Regions from separate parts of the Mus musculus genome. Here region 1 is linked to region 2. Evidence: chromatin loops called from intact Hi-C (ENCODE). Cell type or tissue: left cerebral cortex. All regions are shown on one strand.

Region 1 (8,000 bases), 64 kb before region 2:
CCCTGGGCAGCCACTTCCACGGTTCTAAGCCACTCCATGGTACATGAGCTCTGTGTTCAGGGCAGCTTCTTCCTCTTGAAGTAGAGGCCAACAATGATTTGTAAACCTAATTGAACAGACTGGGCTCCACTCTACTGAATAGACTATATTCAATAGATATTTAAAATATTCAAAAGAGGCCTCAGAGTCCACAGACGCCCTCCCTCTTGTGGCATCCGGGGTGGGGGCGGGGAGGGGGCTTTCCTAAGCTCCTTGACTCTGTATGTTGGCAAATCTTGCCTATGCTTTTTAGGCCCTTGGGGGAGACTTGACTCAAGGACGATGGTTTATTCTGGAAAGGGCCAGCTGATGGGGGCCTGGGTAAAAGCACCTGGCGTCCAGTGTCCGCTTCCAAGCTGGGGCAGTTAAACAGGGCAGACAAGGTGGGGGGAGAGGGAGGGAGGGAAATGTTCCCCCACTTGTCGAAGTTGGCTGGGGTGGCAGGGAGTTAAAGAATGTCAGGTGGTGATAAACATCTCTCATGGTCGGCCATTACTCTCAGTCAATAGGGCAGGGAGGGGAAAATCTAGAAATGAAGGTGCTTCAGTGCCGGGAACCAAACTACTTTAATTCTGAAGCCTGTTGCTGTTTAACCAAAATGGAGACGCTTTACAAAATGGTTAACCAACCGCCTGCCGAGCCCGGCCTATGCTGTCCCTCCTTCAGGAAGCTGGCTCCCCACGCAAGCACCTTTCCTTTCTGTGTCCCTGTCTAAGTGACCACGTTGCCTCCTCCTTCGAAGCCAGGCCCAAGGATGCCTACCTCAGCTGCCACAGCGATCACAACCAACCTGTACCTCTTTCTGAGGTGCCGGCCCTCTCCCGAGGCCTCTCTGCTAACTGTGACGGGGGAGACAGAACAAGAGATCTACTTGCCCCAGAACGGGCACCAAACGCAGACTAGAGACATGGTTCTATCCAGCTCAGATGGGTGAACTTTCACTCTGAGGGATCAGGAGGGGTCACGGTCATTCGGTCATCGAGAATGACATGAGAACAAGCCCAGCCCAGAGTTCAGTGCCCAGCACCTTCGTACACTGGTGTGCATGCTTGTATCTAGGGCTGAAAGAAGGAAGACCAGACGTTCAATGCCAGCCCAGGCTACAAGAGACCCTCCCTGTCTTTTGGTTCCTGGGCCACAGCCCTCTGGCACGATACTTGGTGCCCCTGAGGCTAGCAAGTACCCTGCCACCAGCGCCAGCGCCAAGGAAGGGGGTGGGTGGGCAGCTACAACCCCTAGATGTCTGGATCCTAAGCCCAGCCCACCGGATGTCCCTACCACTCGCCAGAACCCGACCCAATTTGCAGAGATAAAACCAATCTGACCCTTAATTCCCCAAATTAATTTATTGGCTTGCCTCTTGGGTGCAGAAACACGTCTGGCCAACCGAAATCTGGTAATTATTTACATAAAGACAGCGCCCTCACCTCGGTGAATTGGTTGGGATCACACTGGAGAGGCTTGGAAAAGTCCGAGCCTCCAAAATCTCCCTCAGATAGTGTTAACGGAGTCTCAAAACAACCTCAGATAATGTTAACCTAGTCTCAAAATAACCTCGGATAGTGTTAACCAAACTCCAGCAACCTACTCTCCATCATTGACCAGGACACCCGTCGTCCCAATATCACTAAGATATTTGCAGAATCTCTACAGGATAGGAGGGAAGGGACCATCACAACCATCTTGGCTGCACCCACGGAGAGGGCATGAGACTGAGGGGGAGCTGTGGGGACCCCCACGGGACCCACGGTCTGTCTGTTGGAAGCTGAGCCCCGCTGAGAATAAACAGGATTAGGAATTTTATGCTGTTTGGAAAGGAAGAGCGAGAGCCATGGCTGGCAGAGGGAAAGGGTCTGCTTTTTTTTTTTTTTTCTTTTTTTAATTCTTGCCGATTCCCCCCAGGAGGCCGAGCTGTAGGCTGACTGAGCTCTCAGAAGGGCGCTGGGCGGCTGACTTGGCACCTTTACCTAACATTAATTTCTGAAAGGCCCAGGTTGTTTCCTAAATTGCTGCCCGTTCAGAACCTCTGGCTTTCATCTGTTTTTATAGTACCTCTCTAGGTTGTAGGCAGGAGCTGCCGCCAGGCGACGACCAGCACCAGTGACGTTCCTCAGGCCCAGTACAGCCGGGGCGGAATTATTTCCGGCAGGACGGGGGAAAATTCTAAGAATCAAGGTATTCTTGAAAAATACAAATTAAAAAAATAAAATCAGTCTGCCACAGAAACAGCCCCCCTCACACACACACCTGCAGGGGTACCCTCAGGAGAACATGCCACAAAGCCCTAACACAGCTGGAACCTCATTTCCTAGGTAGCCAGGGGCAAGCCACTTAACCTCAGTTTCCCCATCCGTAAAATGGGGTTAATCATGCCCCCCCCTTTTAGGAGCCCTGGTAGGTTTTAATTGGGTAATGGTTGTGGCGCCCTTTGATGTAGTAAGTTTTATTAACTTGCGAGGGATCCCCTGGGGCCAGAAAAAGCAGTTAAACCAGAGAGGAAAAAAAAGGGGGGGGGCTTGAAAAGCAAGCCAGGCTCCTGTGCTGAGAGGTTCCAGCAGGGTCCTCCCAGCAAGCAGCATGCTTCTCTCTCTCTCTCTCTCTCTCCCTCCCTCCCCCCCTCCCTCCCTCCCTCCCTCCCCCCCCCCCTCTCTCTCTGCCAGAGGACTGCCCCAGGAGCAACCCGAGGCCTCCTCGCTCCTCAAACTCCCATCCTCCCTCTCCCTCCGGAGGGCACAGCACCCGACTAAGCCCAGGCAAACCGGAAGGGTCTTATTGCTCTTCTAGGTCCTCAGAAAGGCTGGAAGGTGCCGTTTAAAATCCCCAAAGAGTAGCTATCAATTCCCCAAAAAGTCGTTATTGACCCCCCCAAAGCCAGGCAGGTTTGTTCTCTCTCTTCCTAAGAGGGTTTTCCTAGCCCAGGCTAGCCCACGTCCTCACAATTGAGGATGACCTTGAACTTTGGATCCTCCTGCCTCCACCTCAGAGGCTGGGATTTGGGGGGGGGGCAGGGACATCATCTGGGCAAGCCAACTGAGCAATTTCCAGCAATCCTGATTCTCTCTGCTTGTCCTGGGATCTGATCAGCAGCCTGTTTCCTTGCCTGTGAGCACTGGGGGTGCTGGGAGCCTAGTGTGTCCACGGGGGACTCTGTCTCTCTCTGTGACAAGCGCACACACGGCTGGCACACGTGGGCCTCCTAGCAGTAGCTGAATACTGTCCATACGTGTTTAGATCGCGCTTCTTCCTACCGCGGGTCTGTGATATTGTTCAGAGTCAGGTGGGTTTTGTTTTTTTGGTTTTTCAAGACAGGGTTTCTCTGTGTAGCCCTGGCTGTCCTGGAACTCACTCTGTAGACCAGGCTGGCCTCGAACTCAGAAATCGGCCTGCTCTGCCTCCTGAGTGCTGGGATTAAAGGTGAAGGTTTTACTTTAAAAACAAAAACAATGTTTAATGTTTTATTTAATGCATACTAGTGTTCTGCCTGCTTATATGCTGTGTGTGAGAGCATCAGATCCCCTGGAACTGTAGCTACAGACAACTGTGAACTGCCATGTGGGTGGTGGGAATTGAACCCTGGCCCTTTGGTGGAGCAGCCATCCAAAGATGGCTCTTAACCATCAAGCCATCTCTCCAGCCCCCAAGTTTATTTCTATCAGGCTGTGTTTGGTTCAAGTATGTCACAATGGTCACCAAGTCCAAAAATTAAGTAATTTAAGGCTGGAGAGATAGCCCTGCAAGTGGTAGCATTTGGCACTCTTCCAGAAAACACAAGTTCGGGGACTAGAGAGATGGCTCAGCGATTAGGAGCACTGACTGCTCTTCCAGAGGTCCTGAGTTCAACTCCCAGCAGCCACAACCATCTGTAATGGGATCTGATGCCCTCTTCTGGTGTGTCTGAAGACAGTGACAGTGTACTCACAGACATATTTTTAAAAAGAAAAGAAAAAAAGAAAACCCAAGTTCAGTTCTTAACACATCAGGAGACTTAGCAACCTGTCTCCAATTTCAGGGGATCTGATGCCCTCTTCTGGCTCCCAAGAGAACTGCACACACATGACATGTACACACTTGGAAACATGCACAATTTTTTTTTTTTTCCTTAAAGACTAGCATAGGGCTTGGGGGTGGGAGGTGGGGCGGCTCAGGAGGCAGAGTGCCTGTCTAGCATATACACAGAGCTCCAAACAGAAGTCTGGATTCATGCTTAGCTGAATAGGGAATGTGAGGCCAACCTGGGCTACGTAAGGCCCTACCTCAAAAACTTGCAAAACCAGACTCCCTGGTTTCCATAGTCCACTAAGCTGTATTACCCTGTGTTTTCTGTCCCTGTGCTCTAGTTACTTTGGTCTTTGGTGACAGGATCTCTATGTAACCCTGACTGTCCTAAAACTCGGGTATGCAGAGCGGACTGGTCTCGAACTCCCAGATCCACTCACATCTGCTGGGACCAAAGGCATGTGCCACCACACCAGCTTTATGTTGGTGTTTTAAGACAAAGGAAAATCCCTGCTGTTAGGGGAAATTGTCATATTAATTATATGAGTGTCTGATTCCCAACCGAATCATTGCAGACAGTTGATCATCGTCTCAGAGATAGGTGGGCACATGTGGGGACCACTCTTAGGGGCTGACGGCTCTCAAAGCACCCCTGACAGACACTCGGGTAATGAGGGCAATCTTCCCAAGACAGATCTAAACCTGACTTTTATAGCATCGAGGGGGGAAAGGCAATTTACATGAGGAGAAATGAGAAACAGTGATTAAATCAAAGCCGCCCTGGGCAGCCTCTCCCCCCTCGGCTCATCTGAGAACAGCTTCGCTTCAGTTCCGCTGCTGAGCTCGGCTGCTTGCTCCAGTGGGCCAGAGCCCACACTCTATAAATCCTCTCCGCCCTTACCCTGGAGTTGCTGACTATATGCATTTTGCGTCCCTGCATTAAGTCCCTCATTCTTGGCTGGTGACATGAAGATTTGTAACTGATAAAATATATTTTTAATGTGTTTCCTTCAGGTTACCATTAAATACATGCAGTTTATCTGACCTTGCAAAAGGTTCTGATTCCATTTAGAGAGGGGGGAGGGGGAAGGAGGGAGATGGGAGGGAGGGCATGTGTTGTTACTGAAACAACTTTCCAGTATCCAGTGGGCTGGGAAGCCCAGTGGTTCAGGGCCAGTCCTGCACCTCCCACCCAGTCTGGTCTTTCTCTCCCCCCACCTCGGCTTTCCTGGGTATGAAGTGAGGATAAATATTTGTCTACGAGATGAGGCAGTTGTAAGGATTAATTGGTCGGTGCTCCTGAGAAGCCTTTGAAGATGAAAAGAGGCTCCTTGCGGATGCTAAGTAAACTCAGAAAGTGTCTGGCTTTAATGAGCCAGCAAGGGAGGCTGGAGATTAACTGTGCCTTGCCCAGCTCCTGCCTGCATGGGCCCGGTTGGCGGTCCCGAGCTCGCGCGGCTCCATCCATCCTGGCTCCCCTGGCTCCTGGTGCATTGGTCCTCTGATAATACTGTATGCCCAGGGAACCCAAGTGGAACTGAACCCCAGACTTGAAGGTCAAGAGAGCCCAGACCTTAAAGCACAATTCTGGTGCAGGGCCTGGGCAAGTTTCTTAACAGAGTGTCAGTTCCCTGTTTCTAAACACAGCTAGCAGCAACTGAACCTTTATCAAACCCTAGGTATTTTCTCCGTGTGTTCTGCATGCATGCGTATGTGTTTGTGTGTACGTGCATATGTGTATGTTTGTGTGTATGTGCATATGTGTATGTGTTTGTGTGTACGTGCATATGTGTATGTGTTTGTGTATATGTTCATATGTGTATGTGTTTGTGTATATGTTCATATGTGTATGTGTTTGTGTGTATGTGCATATGTGTACGTGCATATGTGTATGTGTTTGTGTGTACGTGCATATGTGTATGTGCAGGTCAGAGGCTGAGGTGGGCGTCTATCTTTCCACCTTTTAAAAAAAATAGTTTATGCTGGGCATCAGTGGCACACATCTTTGATCCCAGCACTCAGGAAGCAGAGGCCAGCCTGGTCTACAGAGTGAGTTCCAGGACAGCCAGGGCTACACAGAGAAATCCAGACTGAAAAACAAAAACAACCCAACAACAACAAAAAACAGAGCTGGCTAAATAAATACTTTGATTTTATGTGTATAAATGTTTGCCTGTGAATATGTATCACCTCATACGTGATGCCAGCAGAGGCCAAAAGAGGGCATCAGGTGTCCTGGGGGGAGACTCACAGACAGTTGTGGCTCTCTCTCTGTCTCTGTCTCTGCCTATCGTCTGTCCATCTGTCTCTGTTCTTCTGTCCATCTGTCTGTCTGCCTGTCTCTGCCTCTGCCTGTCTCTGTCTCAATCTCTCCATCTGTCTTTGTCTGTCTCTATCTCACATGTAGATTCCTCCCCCATGTGGATGATGGGAACTGAGCCTGAGTCCTCTCCATGAGCAGTCAGAAATGGTAGCCACTGGGCTCCGGCCTTCCATTTATTTTCTGAGAGAGTCTCTCACTGAAATTCACATATCCAGCGAGATTAGCCATAGCCACCTGAAGTCCCTGAAGACCCGGTCTTCACTTCCCTCTGTTACAATTACAGGCACCTGCCACCGCACTCCACTTGTTGGCCAGGGGTCTGAACTCCAGTCTTCATGCTTGCCTGGTGAGCACCTTACCAAGGTCACACAGCTGAGGCAGCCATTGCTGGCTGGCACCTCAGCCAAAGCCTCTGCGGGTGAGTGAGGTGCACAGGGTTGCCCTTCCTCCACTGCCATTCTGCATGGAAAGCACAGCTGGAAACGTAAATTGTCAGCCACGGAGATGGGACGGGACGCAGGGCAGCCCAACTCAGCAGGCAGAAGGACAGGAGCCCCAGCAGGCAAGAGAGACAAGGGCTCACGGCTGTGGAAGGGCACCAGGCCTGCGTGCGCCACGTGAGGCGTGAGTCTGGACCTGCTCGAGACAACCACATCTGGGGTACATGATACTTTGCAAGAAGTGTCTCCTGCCAAATCCTGGGATCGTAAAGACGGCCGGAGCTGAGAGGCTGTAACATAGGAACCTGGGGTGGTGCCATGGCCGAGGGGGTGCATCCTGGAGGCTGTGGCCTGCCCTGTTGGCTACGTCTCAGGAAGTCAGCCAACCAGAGACTCAAAATGAATGAAATACATCAAGACTCTGGCTCCAGCAGCTTTGAGGTCTTATGAGGAGCCAGCGGGGAAGCTAGGGCTCATAGAAGAGCAGTTTCAAGCAGGCATGATGGTAGACGCCTGTGATCTCAGCACCTGAGTCTGAGGCAGGAGAATAGGAGTGCAAGCCTATCCCATAGCAGGCTTGAGGCCTGCCTGAACTACCTAAGACCCTGTTCTCAACAAATGGGAAAGGAAAGGGGGGGTGGTGGTGGTGGTGGTGGTGAGGGAGAGCCGGAGAGATGGCTCAGTGGTTAAGAGCACTGACTGCTCTTCCAGAGGTCCTGAGTTCAATTCCCAGCAACGACATGATGGCTCACAACCATCTGTAATGGGATCCGATGCCCTCTTCTGGTATGTCTGAAGACAGCTACAGTGTACTCATATACATAAAATAAGTAAATAAATCTTAAAGAAAGAAAAGAGAGAAAGAAGGAAAAATGAGAGAGAGAGATCACCAAATTTGGCCCTCCTCCTTCCCCTTAGCGCCATGACATCACACCAGCTGAATGTGGACTGGGGAAGCCCCTGGTCAGGACAGAAATATCTTTAGCCATGGCAGCCCATGATGGAAAAGGAAATGGAATTTTGTTTGAATACCGTGTTGTTTTGAGAAGTCTGACTAACGTGAAAGTCCCTGTTTAGAAACAGTTGACTCTGCCTTGGAATTGGTCGGAGTTTCCACACCCACATGTTGACCAAGACCTTGAAACACAAACTTCCCAGTAGCTACCGACTCAAATCACCTGGGACCTAGAGCTCGGCCATAT
Region 2 (8,000 bases):
TCTCCTGCTCCCCTGCCCCCACCCCCAGCACATTCCTGCCTGACAGCTCTGGCTTGTACCTGCCTCACTGCTGCCCACCTTGTTTCAATCAAGTAGGGGGCAGGGATGCTGAGCGAGCGGAGCGCGAGAGAGAGAGCGCTTCCTGCACTTGTGAGGGGTGGGAGGAAGGAGAGGCTGGAGCATCGCTTAACGCTCCTGCTGACCCCCCCCCCCTCCACCCTGTGAGGTGGCTGAGGGCTTCCCTCAGGCCCCATACCTGAGTCTGACATTCTTCTAGGCTAGTAACCCTATTACCACCTACACTTCCCTCAACAGAAACCTGTGCTGTCAACAACGGAGGCTGCGACAGTAAGTGCCATGATGCAGCGACCGGAGTCCACTGCAGCTGTCCTGTGGGTTTCATGCTGCAGCCAGACAGAAAGACCTGCAAAGGTGAGATCTCAGAGTGAATGGGGACACGGAGACCTCTGCCAAAGGGAGGGGAGAGAGTTCCTAGGTGACCGACCACGCCTCTTCAACGCCCTTTAAGGCTGTCAGTTTCTCCCACCTCAGTTCAGTGGGCACAGAAGTCCAGCTACCACTTTGCTGCCCCCTGGCCTGGTCTCCCTTGTTCCCTCTCTCACCCCTGTCCCTGTATTAGGGAGAAGGGTCTCAACCCTGGAGGGACAGTTGAGCCTGACTCTGTGTTGTTGTGCCTGAGCCATGTGGGTGGTTTAACTTCCCAGCGGGTCTGGAATGATCTCTGGAAGCATAGGTAGGAGTGCCCACACCAGGGCCTGGTTCGGTCCGCCATGCTGTGGTGCCCAGGCTTCCTCCACTGAACCTGGCTCATAGATGTGCGCAGAGATGGATGAGCGGTGATCAGTGAGAAGAATTGGCCCTGTGGGGACCTTTTGGCTTGGCTCTCATTATGACTTCCATTCCTATACTACCCACCCCATCTCCCCTCCTGCCATTACCTGGGATTTGGGGGAGATGAGAAGGAAAAGGGGGAGGGGAGCCATTCTGCAAACGCTGACTCAGCAGGTCCGTCCGTGTCCTCTGGTAGGGAGGAGTGGGGACTGGGTAGTGCCGGGCTCCTTCTTTGTGTCTCTTGGCCCAAGAGCTGCAGGAAGGGGAGGGCGGGGGCAGCCGGTCAGCCAGCCGCAGTAGAGAGGTTTCCTGCTGGGAAGGGCTGTTGACAGGTAGGCCAAGAGTGAAGGCCCTGCCCCCTCCCCTCCACAAGTGCTGAGTAGCCTGGGTCCTGTCTGCCACCAGCTCGGGGGAACTTGACCTCAGGAAGGAAGCTGCCCACCTGCTCCTTTCTTAGTACCCAAAGCTGCCAGGCTCTGAGCCTCTGCAGACCATGCCAGTCCCGTCCCCCTCCTGGCCCCTCATCTCTAGCAGCTTCTCCCTCTATCTTAGAAGTCCTCTCTACCCAGCCTCTTTGGCCAGCCCCTCCTCTATGAAGGCTGCCCTTTTACAGCATGACCAGAGGCCCCCAGCCTTTGTGACAGGAAAGGACAGCCCTCCCTACAGTCTTGGGGATGGCTGTCAACTGGAGAGTAAGGGACATGGACCAGCCTGGATCTCACATGGCCACCTGCTCCCATAAGTCTAGACCGTTGCTCCCTGCTGGCATAGGTGGTTCCTGGACTTGGCTTCAGGAGAGATGGTGTTAGTAATGGCCAGATATCCTAAACAGGGAAGACATGGAGACAGAAGGTGACAGCCAAGTTAAAAGGGCCAAGCCAGGGCCCTCCTTGATTTTCCTTGTCTCTGTGAGGAAGAGATCTGGGCTCCTTTGCCCCTAGCCTTCAATGCTGTCCTTCGTCCCCAGATATAGACGAGTGCCGCTTAAACAACGGGGGCTGTGACCACATCTGCCGCAACACAGTGGGCAGCTTCGAGTGCAGCTGCAAGAAGGGCTACAAGCTTCTCATCAACGAAAGGAGCTGCCAGGGTGAGCCGGCTCCGGCCAAGGGGGCGAGTGTCAGGGATGCTGTATTCCAAGCGTCTCTGTAGGCAGGGCTATGCCGCAGACAGACAACGGTAGTCCTTCCTTCTTGCAGGCCAGCTCCATGCTGAAATACACAGCTTGGCAAGGGGTGAGCAAGCTTTCACCACAATCCAGGTTTTCCCAAGTGTGGCCTGCTGCAACTAGGTTCCACATGCACAGGTTCCAGACCCTGGCAATTCTGGTGGTGCACTTTTAATCCCTGCACTTGGAAGGCAGAGACAGGCAGATCTCTGGGTCTGAGGCCAGCCTGGTGCGTTCCAGGATGGCCAGGGCTATACAGAGAGACCCTGTCTCAGAAAAACAACAAAAGCCCCAAACCCCAGACAAAGGGTACAGAGGGAGTTGTGCGTGCTCAGATCTGGAGTTAGGCCAAGGTCTTTCAGCATCAGAGCCCATCACCTGAGCATGGACCAGGTGCCCCGAGACAGACTCAGTGGTTCGAATCCTTGCTGTTCCAGATATAGATGAGTGCTCCTTCGACCGAACCTGTGACCACATGTGTGTCAACACCCCGGGGAGCTTCCAGTGTCTCTGTCATCGTGGCTACCTTCTATATGGTGTCACTCACTGCGGGGGTAAGCCAGCAAGATCACACCTACACCTGCCTGCTTCCCAGACACCCCAGCCCTCGACTCTTCACACTCCAAATGGCTGTGCTTGTAATGAGAAATCCTTGGATGGTTCTTGTCTACATCCAACAAGATAAAATAGAAGGCACCTTCCAAAGACCAGCTGGGAGACAGGATACCAGAGAGCAGCATCCTGGCAGCAAGATGCTTGAGGGTTTCACGTAGCCCAGGATAGCTGCACACACACACACACACACACACACACACACACACACACACACACAGCCAGTGGTGACCTCGAACTCCAAACCTCCAGCCTTCACTTCTCGAGGGTTGCGATGGCAGGTGGCACAGACTCTGCCTCCTAATTCTACCTTGCATTCCCCATCGCTGTTCCCAGAGACCCACCCTCTCAGTCTCTAGCCCAATGAGACAGTAAGAGAGGAAAGTTCTGAAACCTTGGTCTGGTTGGATTGGCCCCTGCTCAATGGCAACTATGACTGGGGATGTAGAGAAGGGAGAGAACTTTGAGCTCCTCACAGGCCAGAGAACCTTTTACTTTGTTTATGAGAATGTTAACGTGAGACCTACCTTCCTGACAAGATTTGTAAATGCACAGTAATCTCTATAAGGGTACTGGCAATCTGATCTCTGACTCCTCCCACAGATGTGGACGAATGTAGCATCAATAAGGGAGGCTGCCGCTTTGGCTGCATCAACACCCCAGGCAGCTATCAGTGTACCTGCCCAGCAGGCCAGGGCCGCCTTCACTGGAACGGGAAGGATTGCACAGGTGTGTGGCGCCCTCTGCTGGCCAGACATAACAATGCTGTTTCAGGGGAAGGTGTGAGGGGGAGCCTGCTGGGTTTAAAATGTGCAGGTCTCCTTGGGCATGTAACTAGTCCCCCTTTCCGCATTAACTCTCTGAGGGCAGGAAGACAAGGCATGTTCATATTCTCAGACCTTGCTTCCCTTCCTAGAGCCAGTGAAGTGTCAGAGCAGTCTTGGAGCCTCAAAAGCCATGCTTAGCTGCAATCGCTCGGGCAAGAAGGATACTTGTGCCCTGACCTGTCCCTCCCGGGCCCGGTTCTTGCCAGGTATGTGAGAGAGACGGGGTTCTGGGGAGAAGGGAGGGCAGACTGGCTGTTCAGCAGTGCCTCTGTTCCCCCGGGGTTCCTCCAACCATTGGGGGTTGAGAGGTGGGTCAGAGCTGTGATAAGCCCCTTCTTTCAGAGTCAGAGAACGGTTTCACCGTGAGCTGTGGTACCCCGAGCCCTAAAGCTGCTCCAGCCCGAGTGATCCACTCTGGGAACAGCACCGTCTCCAGCTCCTGCCATGGTGAGCACCTGCCCAGAGTCCTCCTCTTCTCTGCCCCCACAGTTCTCCTCATCCCTGGCCGACTCACCCTCTACCTCCCTTGTTACTCTCTAACTCTCCAGCTTTGCTGCCAAGCTCCTCCTATCTTACCCCTCCTATCTGTTACCCTTGGCTTTCCTGATCCCACTCTCTAGCTAAACCTTACTGCTGAGCTCGGAGCCACCTCCCAGAGCAGGCCGTCCCCAGGGTCCCCAGGCCCTGGAGCTGTGCTGAGCTTCTCTTCTCCCTCTAGAGGCTGCAGTGCTGCCAGTCAAGCAGAGAGCCTCCTTCAAGATCAAGGATGCCAAATGTCGCCTGCATCTGCGAAACAAAGGCAAAGCCGAGGAGGCCAGCAGGATCCTGGGGCCAGGTTTGGACCTCCCTCCCTGGCCCCACCAGGCTCTCCCCACCTCTCAGCCCCTCTGCCTAGTTCTGTCATGGATTCACCTGCACCCTGGGCTGTGGATAGAATGGGGAAGCTGTTGTAGGCTAAGGCCCTGGAAGTCCCCGTCATTCCCTCCTACCGAGAAGAGGGTTGGGGGTAGGGATGTCTGGGGCGGATGGAGAAATAGGAGAGTCAGAAGAGAGAACTTGTCTTCAGTGGAAGCTACAGTTCGAGGTTGACACGGCCTCTGTTTCCAGGTAGTGTCCCCTGCTCTGACTGCCTGGTCACTTTCATCCACCTTAAGTGTGACTCTTCTCGGAAGGGCAAGGGCAGGCGGGCCCGGACCCCCCCAGGCAAGGAGGTTACCCGGCTCACCCTGGAATTGGAAGCTGAGGTCAGAGCAGAAGAAACGACAGGTGGGCCTAGGGACATTGTTGGGTGGAGGGCCAAAGAGGAGGGCACATAGCCTGGATCCAAAAGGGACAAGCCAAGGGAAGGGGGCACCTCAACTCTGGGCCTGTGTAATGGCGAGCAGCAAACTCCAGGGCTGCCCCTGTCGGCTGCCTTCTGCTCTGACCTCTCTCTCCTCATTCTCTGACTCGCACAACCATCCATTACCAGCTGGCTGTGGGCTGCCTTGCCTCCGACAGCGGATGGAACGGAGGCTGAAAGGGTCCCTGAAGATGCTCAGAAAGTCCATCAACCAAGACCGGTTCCTGCTGCGTCTGGCAGGCCTTGACTATGAGCTAGCCCACAAGCCAGGCCTGGGAGCTGGGGACCGAGCAGAGCTGGTGGAGGTCTGCCGACCTGGGCAGCACCGAGCAGGCACCAAGTGTGGTAAGGGAGCTTGCCGGGAAGCAAAGGTGTGGGGAGTGGGGGAGGCCCAACTTGGCCCTGGCTCAGAGCAGAACAGGACCCCTTGTCTCAGGTGAAGCTCTCAAAACGTGAGGTGGCGAAGCCCCTCCTGCCCACGGGCCTCCTTTCTCTGGTCCCAGGCTGAACCTCGGACACTAGGCAGGGCCGGCAGTTCTCCTGCACTCAGATTTGACATCCCTATCTCTCCAAGCAGGGTTCTGTTCGTTCCCTAATAGATCTCCCATGGCTGGAGGAGCGGGAAGGGGAGTCTTAGGCCTGGGTGGTGGGAGATGGGGGGGTGGCTAGCGCGGCCGACTCTCCCTCAGTCAGCTGCCCGCAGGGAACGTATTACCACGGCCAGACGGAGCAGTGTGTGCCATGCCCAGCGGGCACCTTCCAGGAGAGGGAAGGGCAGCTCTCCTGCGACCTTTGCCCTGGGAGTGATGCCCATGGGCCTCTTGGAGCCACCAACGTCACCACGTGTGCAGGTGCCAGGGGAACAAACAACGCAGAGTGGGCTAGGGTGGGCACTGGGATGCCCGTGGGCATGGGGTTTCCCAAAGGGCAGGCCCAGGCTCCAGGCCAGTCTCCTAGTTGATGTCCTGTTTGTATGCCTCCGCTGTTCCCTAAGACTGGGTGACCCAGGGAGTGGCTCAGGACCAACCCCATCAGAGTTGGGCCCTTGCTTCATTGCAGGTCAGTGCCCACCTGGCCACCATTCAGGAGATGGGTTTAAGCCCTGCCAGCCATGCCCCCGGGGCACCTATCAGCCTGAAGCAGGGCGAACCCTGTGCTTCCCCTGTGGCGGAGGCCTCACCACCAAGCATGAGGGGGCAGTCTCCTTCCAGGACTGCGACACCAAAGGTGAGCAGGTTATTTACTCCCCGGAGCTTCCTATCCTCAGCTGCCACCCACCCCACACATCTCCAAGCCCCTCCACAGACCTGAGTGTTATCTGACCATCTTCCCTCAAAAGTGAAGACCCAGGTACCTAACTGTACATGTTCTTGTTTCAGAGCTGCCCCTTGGGCCAGACCTGGGGATAGAAAGTGACTAAACCCTTCCTCCCTGTCCAGAGTACATTGCAGATTGGTAGCCATTTCCCTCCATCCCCCTAAGTGAGCTCCTGTATCAGTCTGACACTGCTCAGGGAGGGCCTGCAGGAAGAGGAGGGTGCTGTAGCCAGCCACTTTGGAAGGTCTCTCTTCCCTGGCTTTAGACTATGTCTGGGAAAGGTAGGGACCCTGGAAGAAACCTGGGAGTCTCTGATGTCTGGATTCTCCATGACAGATGTGCCTGTCTATCCACGGTCCAGATGCCCACTTTCCTACCATCTTAGCTTCTGCCCTCTTCTCTCGCCTGCAGTCCAGTGCTCCCCGGGCCACTACTATAACACTAGCATCCATCGCTGTATCCGCTGTGCTGTGGGCTCCTACCAGCCAGATTTCCGTCAGAACTTCTGCACCCGCTGCCCAGGAAATACAAGCACTGACTTTGATGGCTCGACCAGTGTGGCCCAGTGCAAGAGTACGTGGCTGGCCAGGCTGTAGGGAGTGGAAAGAGATCTTGGAGCCATGTGCACGGGAAAAGGGGGTGGGAGGTGGTAAGGCAGCGGGGAAGGGGGCCGGAGTGGGTGGGTGGGCAGCTGTCAGGGATGCCTGTAGCATCCTTTTGGATACTGGAAGGGCAGGAGGAGGGTGGACCCAGCACCCCGGAAGAGCAGGTGGTGATCTAGCATGGTTCACCACCTATGTTTGTTCTCCCCCTTCAAGCCCCTCAGCCTGCCCACCACGGTTCCCCACTGACTGTCCATCTCTCCCTTGCTCTCTCCACCGGGGTGTGGCTGCAGATCGGCAGTGTGGCGGGGAGCTAGGTGAGTTCACTGGCTACATCGAGTCTCCCAACTACCCGGGCAACTACCCGGCCGGTGTGGAGTGCGTCTGGAACATCAACCCCCCACCCAAGCGCAAGATCCTCATCGTGGTCCCCGAGATCTTCCTGCCCTCCGAGGATGAGTGTGGGGACGTCCTGGTCATGAGAAAGAACTGTGGGTGCCTGCAGAGCCGGCTGGGGGGTGGGCACGTGGAATCTGGTTGGGGAAGAGAAAGACCTGGGACGGTGGAGTGGGGAACCAGCAGATACACGAGAGGAGCCTTGGGGGACAGAAGCTAGCACAGGACCTGTGGGACAGGTTGGGTGGGCAGCAGTGAGGGAGCCAGTCCTGAGGCTGGGATGCCAGTGCTGCCACCTGACTAATTCTAACCCTAGCCTTTCTGCCATCCTCGTCCCATAAAGGTCGATTTTAATGCACCTGATTGTGCAGTAGTCGGCCTTGTAGAATAAACCTGGGGCTGGCAGAAGAGAGGGTGTGTGGCTAGCTGTGTGTTTATGGGGGCTGGAGGGGGGAGCCTCTGTCAGAATGACCTCACAGCCCCACTAATCTCCTGACCTGACGCTTGCCTTGCCAGCCTCCCCATCCTCTATCACCACTTACGAGACCTGCCAGACCTACGAGCGGCCCATTGCCTTCACCGCCCGGTCCAGGAAACTCTGGATCAACTTCAAGACCAGTGAGGCCAACAGCGCTCGAGGCTTCCAGATTCCCTATGTGACCTACGATGGTGAGCAAGGGCAGGAAAGATGGGGCGGTGGGTGGGTCTTGTAAGCGTACCAGGAGAGCAGAGTTCCCACGCTCAGCCCCCAACCCTGTTGACTTTACAGAGGACTATGAGCAGCTGGTGGAAGACATAGTGCGTGATGGCCGGCTGTATGCCTCAGAAAACCACCAGGAGATCCTAAAGGCAAGTGAGCGTTCGCTGTGGTGCGGATGGAAATG

The links. A loop is a pair of places that touch in the nucleus more often than their neighbours do. Peaks named below come from ENCODE experiments on the same cell type or tissue, not always from the same donor. Only the 100,000 strongest peaks of a DNase experiment are listed, where the experiment ranks them.
Region 1: it touches region 2 in a loop (1.9-fold over the local background); 11 of 42 quality-filtered maps call a loop at or near these places.

Annotation. Positions count from the first base shown.
Region 1 is chr17:28,096,801-28,104,800 of GRCm38, forward strand. No RefSeq gene overlaps it. Among named protein-coding and RNA genes, the nearest start is that of Tcp11, 20 kb to the left of the region's middle. In left cerebral cortex, a CTCF peak has its summit at 4,037 (motif pointing left); no DNase peak of the experiment used is centred here.
Region 2 is chr17:28,160,497-28,168,496 of GRCm38, forward strand. It overlaps Scube3 (signal peptide, CUB domain, EGF-like 3), which reads left to right. Exons shown (of 22, transcript NM_001004366.2): 7 at 316-432; 8 at 1,820-1,942; 9 at 2,458-2,574; 10 at 3,236-3,361; 11 at 3,549-3,665; 12 at 3,802-3,906; 13 at 4,178-4,294; 14 at 4,567-4,725; 15 at 4,931-5,146; 16 at 5,491-5,652; 17 at 5,861-6,028; 18 at 6,530-6,691; 19 at 7,014-7,211; 20 at 7,633-7,785; 1 more. Among named protein-coding and RNA genes, the nearest start is that of Zfp523, 13 kb to the right of the region's middle. In left cerebral cortex, CTCF peaks have their summits at 3,377 (motif pointing left) and 4,168; DNase peaks (open chromatin) are centred at 3,369 and 4,121; H3K4me3 peaks cover 380 bases; H3K27ac peaks cover 616 bases.